Linked DNA regions of Mus musculus: region 1 is linked to region 2. Evidence: chromatin loops called from intact Hi-C (ENCODE). Cell type or tissue: heart. All regions are shown on one strand. Each heading gives the region's core, and the rest is flanking DNA. Links, peaks and the distances in the headings are about the cores only. Region 1 overlaps 4921509O07Rik (RIKEN cDNA 4921509O07 gene). Region 2 overlaps Gm41071 (a long non-coding RNA gene).

Region 1 (4,398 bases), core at 106-4,105, 65 kb after region 2:
CCCGCCCTGTCCTCCCCTGGGCACAGGCTGAAGTTGGTCCTTTCAAGAAGTGATCTTCTAGTCAAAAGAGACTGGTCTTGTCTTCTGTCCCTTGTGAAGGAGTTTGAACTAACAACAACAACAAAAAAAAATGTTGCCAGTCAGCTGTCATGTTTAATTCTTATCTCTGTTGATAAATGTCACAGTTTAGATTAATTCAACACACATGCACACACACACATATCTCAAAGAAGAGCTGTAAGATAATTACAATGGGGGCAAGCCAAGCAAGATGCAAGATGGAATTAGGTGGGTGTGGGAACAGAGGTATTTAAAAAAAAAAAAAAAAAAAAAAAAAACCACACCACACCACACCACACCAGAAAAGAGATCCACATTTTTAGGGGACTTGAGATCTTAGGAGCATGGAGGCAGAGGTGGTGTCGACATACCCACATCCAAATTTAATAAATGCTGGGGGCAAGTGGAATTCAGACAGAATGAGTCCACTGTGAGAAAGAAGAATAGTAGCTTTCAAGTCTTTGTCTACATGGGTCAATATGGAGACATTCTGGTTGAATGGGTGCCTTCACACACCTCTGGGAAAGCCTGACACTATTTGGACAGAGCTTGAAAACTGCTATGATAAATGAGTCCCAGTGAGTATTTTTCAGTAGAGGGCAGCTTCTACAAATCTGATACCATACAGTGTTCTCCGGTTTCTCCTGGTGCAATATCTAGCCAATCTCAAAGACATCTGGCTCTGTCAGTCTTCCCTCCATTTTCATGGACAGCCCTCCTCATCTTATCATTACCCATAATCCCTCACTTGTCTCCCTACGGCTGGTCCCTGTCACTTCCAGTATGTGCTGAACACAGAAAGCAGACTAGCTGTTCTCCTAACACACTTTTGTAACACTCCCTTGCTTAAGAGTCCACAGAAGTGCCCGATTACCACTGCTTTATTCATGCTTCCCCTCGCCACACCCATCCTTCTACAATCTCTGTTGCAACACACATGACCTCTCTCACCTTCCGGCTTACAGAGATTGTCCATTGTCTTGACCGCTCTGAATATACTGCCCTCCCAACTCTTGTCACCCGATGACTCCTACTGCTTCTCCTTATACATCACTTCTTTGAAAAGTAGATGGATCCACGCCTCCATCTTGTCAAGCTTATATCACTCCATGGCTTCTCTATCAAAGGAAATATAATGATCATCATTTTAAGGGCTTTCTTATTATCTCAGTCTCTTCCTAATATAAACAAGGGTGGTTTATCCCCAGGACTTACCCTTATATTCCCAAATCATGTATTGTTACAGTATAATTTATTTAATGGGTGAATGAACTCAACACAAATATTTACTGAATGAATGAATGAATGAATGAATGAATACATGGATTCATTCATTGATAGAATAATTGACAAGTAGTGTGGTGTAAGAGTATATGGTTCTTTGTGGCATCCCTTTAGGAGCTCTTTCCTTTGTGACTCCCATGAATGGGGGCCACAAGTAAATGTTTCTCTCATCTCTCCCTAAATGGAATACCCAAGACAGGGATCATGAAATTTTTGGAAATGAGGTACTCTCTGTATGAAGAGAGGTGTTGCAATTCTATATTGAAGAAAGGATTTAGGTTACAATTTCCCACATAGCTGTCAGTGGTAGGGAACAAAACCCTAAGAGCAGGAAAATGGCTATCTCCCTCTTGTAGTCAACAGTGCGGATGTGTAGGTGGTGGCAAACCTTAGCTTTCTCTTGCTATTTGAAATCCACTATTCTATTGAGCAAGGACTTGCCAAGAGTCTCAGGAATAGCACAGTCATGCCTGAAACCCAGTTCTTGCTGCTACCGACCATAGTTCCTTGCTGTTCTCAGAAAGCCCGTTGTTAACTCAACACAGTGCAGGCAGAGCTTCCTTTCCAGCTCACGTGGCGACCTTTGATGGAAGTGCTGAGAAAGCAAGAGGCCAAAGCCAGAGCACTTCCCCCTAACTTAAATTTCCAGCTCAGCAAAGCCCCGTGTGCAGTGGGTAGGGTGTGAGTGAGGCAAGGGTCAGAATAGGCAAATCCAGGGCAAACAACAAGAAATTCATCCCTGTGCCTGGCAAGTCCTTTTTCTCCTGGGACTTCAGAGAACAGCTTCACTTTATTTATTTATTCTTTTCAATCTTTTGGGACTCTCAAGGGAGAACAGTTGCTTAGATGGCTGCAAGAATACAAGTACTCAACAAAAGCAGGATGAGTATCTGAGGTCCACCTTCCACCCTAGTCTTATTGTAAAGAATAAAAGGTCTTCATCTGTCCAAACTACTTGTACTCCCTCATCCCTGTGATCTCACTATGGACGTGGAAATGTGGAAGGAAGGCTGTGATTGAAAGGACAGAAAGGGAACAGGTCGCCAGAGCAAGCCTGGTCTCAAGCTCCACTTCACCTCAATAGTGAAATAGCAGAACCACATGATAGCAAGAAGCAAAAAAATAAAATAAAATAACTCATTTGCATAGTGGAAATTACATGCCTGGGAAATTGAATGCGTTATGACTCACCCTAACTGCTCAAGACTGAACATCGCCAATCAGTAATACGGTGGGAATTACATGCTGAGCCACTGCATGTGAAGTGGCTCGCCCTAACCCAGTGAGACTCCACCCTCAAGCTCATCCCATACACAGGCACTTCTTTCTTTTACTGCCATGCCTGCTGCTCTCTTTGGAGTGCACCAAATAAACTTATCCTCTATCTGTTCGGGTTTAAAGCCACAATTCTTTCATCCACCAGCAAATCTCCCATCACAAGAAGCTGCAGAGGCCTTTGAACACCCTTTGAACTTGAAGTCCAGGGTCACGGGCTGTACAAGGCTCCCACCGACAACAATCCTTTAACCAAGGGTTTTATTGTCAAGATGTTGATTTGCAAATGGGAGAGTCAAAGCTGCTTTTTATTTTCTTAGCCGTGTTATAAAAAAATGTTGAGTTAATTCTAGGAATCTTTTCAAATTATTACTTGCTGTGCAAACTTAGTAGGTTCTGGTTAGCACCTTTGCTTAGCTTCATGGCAAGGAGCCAGGAAGCCAGATAGATACTGCCCCTGGCCATGGGCATTGGTACTGAAGGTTCCGCTGGAGGCACAGCTCGTTCACTGTTAATGTTCCTAAGTCGAGAAGAAATGAATATCTATTAAGTAGCCAATTAAATTCAACACGCAGCCAACACACTAGGACATTGATTGGGTTCTTTTCTTATTTTCTTTTTCATTCATTTATCTATTTCTGAGAGTAGGAATCAAGAAACTTACAATCTAGGGGGATAATCAAAAAACTTAAAAATATTAGAGAATGTATATTTTAGAGACTTCTGTTGAAGTTGTCAACGAAAAGAAAGAAAAGGTACGGCATTAGTTCAGGGTATTTCAAAGATCAAGCAGACCTAAGCACATCTACTGTTTTGAACATATGCGCTGGTCTACAGAGCTGTGTATGCTCAGATGCGAGATGATCTTTGGACCAGGACAGATCTCAGTTTTCTGCAGCACTGTGCTTACATCTGTTATATTCCTATACAACAGACTATATAGGCTTAGTTTTTTCAAAACCTACTTTAATTAGGGTTCTCAAATGCTGCAAACCCCCCAGCCCTGCCTTCTAACCTACCATCCAAAGGTAGGGGAGAAAAGATTGTAAATAGGACAAGGGGATGTGAACCTGTTTAGAAGTAGTTCTTTGTGGGTAATTCCAATCTCCATTTGTCAGAATACCAGCAGTCCAGTCCAGTAGTGTCAGGATACCAACTTTACTGTTCAAAAGTGTGCCATCAAACACAAATCAGCAACAGCTGCACAATCCAGCAGAAACCCCCAGGCCTCCACTGAATCAGCAGGAGTCAGCAGGAGCAACCAGGACCAGCCAGGACACCAGAGGCTCTGTATTGTGTCTCTCTCAATGAAGAGCAGCAGAGACTGGAGACCAATGAAGAGTTGCACAGTTGGCTATGCAAGCACCCCCTCACTGTCCATTGAGCCCTATGTATACTCTCTCTAAACACCACAAGTGTTCTAATGTGTCTGGCCTCAGCAGAACATCACCTGAGCCTGCCTCACAAGACACAACCAGAAATTTCCACTTAAAAGACTCCTTCCCCCGAACTAACCACACACAATCCCTTACTTAGAAAGCAGGTTAACTTTTGCCAGCACTAAATCAATCAATCAATCAATCAATCAATCAACAAGGAGCAGATACAGAAGGTCATTGAGACACTGTCACAGAAGCTTCAAGCAAAGGGGAAAGAACTCAGTGAATTCCAGGAGAAGCACAACATTCATCTTATGGAAGAGGATGAGAAGTCAGCAGTCAAGGAAAACTCAGAGAGGGCTGGGGCTAAGCCCAGCTCAGCAGGGGTGTTGGCCTTTTA
Region 2 (4,398 bases), core at 312-4,311:
AAGAGCAGAGGGCATTTGTTCTTCTATTATTTGCAAAGGAATGCGGTCATAGAAACGATAAACACCAATGATGTCCTATTGCACACATGTAAACTGATTTTGCACAATCTTTATTGTATATTGGATAGTACGGAAATACTGAGAAGTCTAAATAGATCCAAAGCAACCCTTTTCTGTAGTATTTGGTGTGTGTTTCTGTGTGGCAGATGCATGTGCACACGTGAGGGAATATAACCAAGCAGGCTTATAATATCCAGGGCTCTGAGTTGGTCCACTGCAACATCTACCTCATCTATGAACTGCTGGAGAGCATGAAGAGGCTGGTCCTGTGGATCCAAAGCTGCAGGATCTCCATGACACAGGGAAACAACAGGACATCCAAGAGGAGGCTGATCCAGTATTGATGATGGAGCAGAGGCCAGAGGACTTGAGCCAGACTCATGACCATGAATATTTACAAGTAAATTCTCAATACTTTATTTCCAACCTCTAGGTTCTAGTAGACAGAGGAAGATCCTCAAGGATAGTTATAACTTTGAACCTTGGGTAGAAAGCCAGAGAAGCCGGAGGACCATCCAAAGCCCTGACAGGATTGTTCTTGATGGTTCATGTGGGGTGGAGCATCCCTGACAGGTGCTGCATTGAATTTCTGCCTCTCAGGGCTCAGTTCTGCTGAGTCACAGGCAGCTTCATCCTGACCAACACAGAAATGTCTCTTACCCTGTAAAGAAAGCCTAAAGCAAAGCTGTCAGAGACAGGATGGTACTCCACAGTTGGGGATAGCCAACATGGAGTCTACTGAAGGCAGTCATCATCTGTCTACTTTTGTACAGCTGTACAACTAAGAACTGCACACCATTTCTAAGGTGTTGAAAAGAAATCAGTGAAAACTGGCTCAGTTGTAGGGTGATTTGCCCAGCATGTTCAAAACCCCGGAAACAATTCCTATGACAGCAAAAAGGCAAAATAACGTAATAAGGTGACAGCAGTATAATGGGGGGGGGTAGATGAAGGATGATTATTAGAAATTCACAGTTCAGGGTTGAGCTGTGGCAGAGCTGGGAGAGTGTTCGTGGAGTGTGCTTAAAGCTGTGGGTCCACTCCTCAGCATAGCATGCCCTGGACATGGAAGCCCATACACGGGACACTCAAGAAGCAGAGGCTGAAGGATTAGAAGAAGTCCAAGGTCATTCTTACCTACCTAGAAAATTTGAAGCCAACCTGAGACATATGACACATGGAACTCTGTCTCAAAAGAAATTCCTATTTTTCTATCTAGAAAATCACAGTGGGCCACAAGTTGAAACATATTAGAACTCACCAATTCCTTATGGCTGTTATCACTCTGAATGACAGAATCGATTAGCTATGGCAAAGACCTGTAAGTCGACAAAACAGAAATCTGTTCTTATATAGTCCTTTGTCAAAAACAAACAAAAACAAGAACAAAAACAAAAAACCCAAAACAACAACAACAACAACAAAATGGTTTCCCGCTCCTGTTCTTTAGTATTATGGAAGCTTCTTTTACTTTCTCCTCTACTATTTTCAGTGTGGGTTTTCAGTCCAGACCAAATAGCTCCTTACCCTCTTGCCAGGTCTCCACTCAAGTCCTGGCTAAAGAAAAGCAAAAGAGAAGAAATTGTTGTGTCATCCCGCCCCTTAAAAATAAGTTCAGATAGGTTTCATCTGGCCAGAAGTTAGTCTCCATATCATGGCCACTATCCTTATCACACCTGAAAATCTTGATGCAAAAAATAAAAACTCAGAATTCCTCTGTTAAAGGAAGAAGAGAACTGCGTCAAGGGACATTTCGGAGTCCCACCTTGTCTCCCAAGGGTATCAGGGCAAGGGCATGTGAGAAAATACTTCATAGCAGCAAAGCACATGTGAATGCAAATTGTTCCTTTTACACTTTAAGGATCGTGCTGCTCCCCTAAATCTCAGTCACTTCTTTGTTCTTTGGCATCAGCAGAGCAATTAGAAGAACACCCTACTTTCTTTCATTTTATTTGGCTCTTTAGTTCTATAAAAAGAAACAATTTGTCAAGCTGGAAGATTATCAAAGCATTAATAAGAATAGAGGAAAGGAGTGGCAACTTTCCCTGATCTAAACACAGCCTCCTGCAGCCTATCTTAATTCTTCCTCATGGTCGTGGAATGGACAGTCCAGACTTCTTGTTCACATGGCCGCCCCATCTGCTACCACTGTGTCACTTCCTGTCCACATCCGAAGGTCAAGGCCCTTCCCTACTATGTGACTTGCCAGCACTCCTGCCTCATTGCTGGATTTCAGCTCCCAACATCTGCACATTATTCACTGTATTTCACAAACAACACACTCCTGGGACACCTAATCCATGGGTATCTTTCATTCCTTCTGTTGAGATTCCAGGGCATACTAGAAGTGTGCTTTCTGGGTTCCTACAACAGTGGTTTTCAGTGGGGAGTATGTTTGCTCTCAGGTCACTCGACAGCACCTGGAGACACTCATAAAGTGACATGCTTGAATCTAGTGGGTCAAGGGTAAGGATGCTGCTATACATCCTGTGAAGCACCAGAGAGCTCCCTCAGGAATTATCTAGTCCAAAATGTCCATAGTTCTGAAGCTGGCACTGACCTGGATAAGTTCAAGAGAGTTTTTATGATGTTTAACTAGTGTGTACTAACTGATTTAATTGTGTGTTGAAATGATTTGAGCTTAGTCAGAAACAGAAAACAATGAATATAAATGATACATACTGTGGGTGCATGAAATAGAGAAGCAAGTGTGCAAAAGTTTCCAGCCCAGAACAATTCAGACTTACAGAGTAGAGATAAGCGGATTCAGAACTGTCCCTCGAAAGCAGCAGTTCCCAACCTTCCTAACACGGTGACACTTTGACACAGTTCCTCAGGCTATGGTAACCCCAACCACACCATTATTTTGTTGCTACTTCATAACTGTAATTTTGCTACTGTTATGAATCCTAATAGAAATATCTGATATACAGGTTGAGAACCACTGCTCTAATCCATGGTTCATTCATTAAAGACTGTGCGCTGATGATGGCCAAGTGGGAGGAGAGGCAGCAGGGAGATGGGTGATCAAATCCACCAATCTTATCAATAAATGAGCTGAGGATGTAACTCAGAGTTAGAGCACTTGCCTGGTGTGCTCCAGACCCTAACTTCAATCCTTGACACCCAAAACGAAACCATAGAATTGGACAGAGATAATTTTTATGTCTGAGAGATCCTATAACAAAGTACCAGAAGTTGGGTGGTTTGAGTGAGGGAGACAGGCTGTCTCACAATTCCGAGATTAAGTCAGCAGGTAGTCTCCATCTTTGGCATGCCAAGGTGAAATTTGTTCTATGTTTTATATTAACCTTCTGATTTCTGGTGGGTTGCTAGGCATCGTTGGGTATCTTCCCTTGCCAAAGCCTTGTATAATTATTTACTTCATCTCAACATGGCATTTCTCTTGCTCGTGTCTATGCTCAAATTTCATCTTTGTGTGTGTGTGTGTGTGTGTGTGTGTGTGTGTGTGTGTGTGTGTGTGTGTGAAGATGAGAGTCATGTTGAATTAATTTACCCTAGTGGCTTCATTTTAACTGGACTTCCCTGTTTCAATGCAGTCCTCCATTCTGAGAAACTAGAGCTCAGGACTCTAGTAGATTTTTTTTGGAGGCATAATTCAATCCCAACATTTTGGGTTATGTTTATTTTATATCCTATATAAAAAGTCAAGGAATGCTGATATATTTAAAGTACTTGTCAACAAGATTCCGTGATTAAGTTTTTAAAAAGTGGCTTTGAAAAAAGAGAGTTACGGTAATAGTAATTAGTGGGAGAACAGTCTATCAAAGATTCTGGTTTTCAGATCAAAATGCAAAAAGAAGTTTTATATGTGAAAACACAGCAGGATAGAGCCTACAGCTAAGGAGAAGTCAAAGTTTGAGAATGGTTTATAATGTGGCATGGTGTGTGAGTGTGTGTGTGTGTGTGTGTGTGTGTGTGTGTGTGTGCGTGTGTGTATGGCTCTTGGCTGAACCAAATGAAAAGTCCAGACCTTTCTGGTTATACGAGATTGGCTTTTCTGGGTACACATTTACTAAATATTAGTTTGCATGGAGAATACGGCCCATTGGGAGGAGGTCTGCATGTAAGGTAGCCTACAGTGCAGTATGATAGAGGACAGTGGGACGGTGACAGTCCATGCAGTCACCACTGGCTGGTCCCCAGGCTGGTCAGTGGTGAGAAGATCTAGAATAAGACTGGCTTTAAGGGACTTTGACTGACTTACAAGATTTTTGGCATGACATCCAGGATCAGCTAATACTGAGTCCAAGGGATAGGCATTTATTTCCTTCATTTCTTCATGAAACCCAGAACAAAGTACTCACTGCGAGGTCT

Evidence for each region. Peaks named below come from ENCODE experiments on the same cell type or tissue, not always from the same donor. Only the 100,000 strongest peaks of a DNase experiment are listed, where the experiment ranks them.
Region 1: it touches region 2 in a loop (1.8-fold over the local background); 3 of 42 quality-filtered maps call a loop at or near these places.

Annotation. Positions count from the first base shown.
Region 1 is chr13:113,484,746-113,489,143 of GRCm38, forward strand. It overlaps 4921509O07Rik (RIKEN cDNA 4921509O07 gene), which reads right to left. Exons shown (of 7, transcript NR_045501.1): 2 at 1,012-1,178. Among named protein-coding and RNA genes, the nearest start is that of 4921509O07Rik, 16 kb to the right of the region's middle. In heart, for the core only: no CTCF peak of the experiment used is centred there; a DNase peak (open chromatin) is centred at 2,016.
Region 2 is chr13:113,419,456-113,423,853 of GRCm38, forward strand. Gm41071 (a long non-coding RNA gene) reads right to left here. Exons shown (of 3, transcript XR_873978.1): 1 at 4,389-4,398; 2 at 1,322-1,379; 3 at 95-694. Among named protein-coding and RNA genes, the nearest start is that of Gm41071, 2.3 kb to the right of the region's middle. In heart, for the core only: no CTCF peak of the experiment used is centred there; a DNase peak (open chromatin) is centred at 2,226.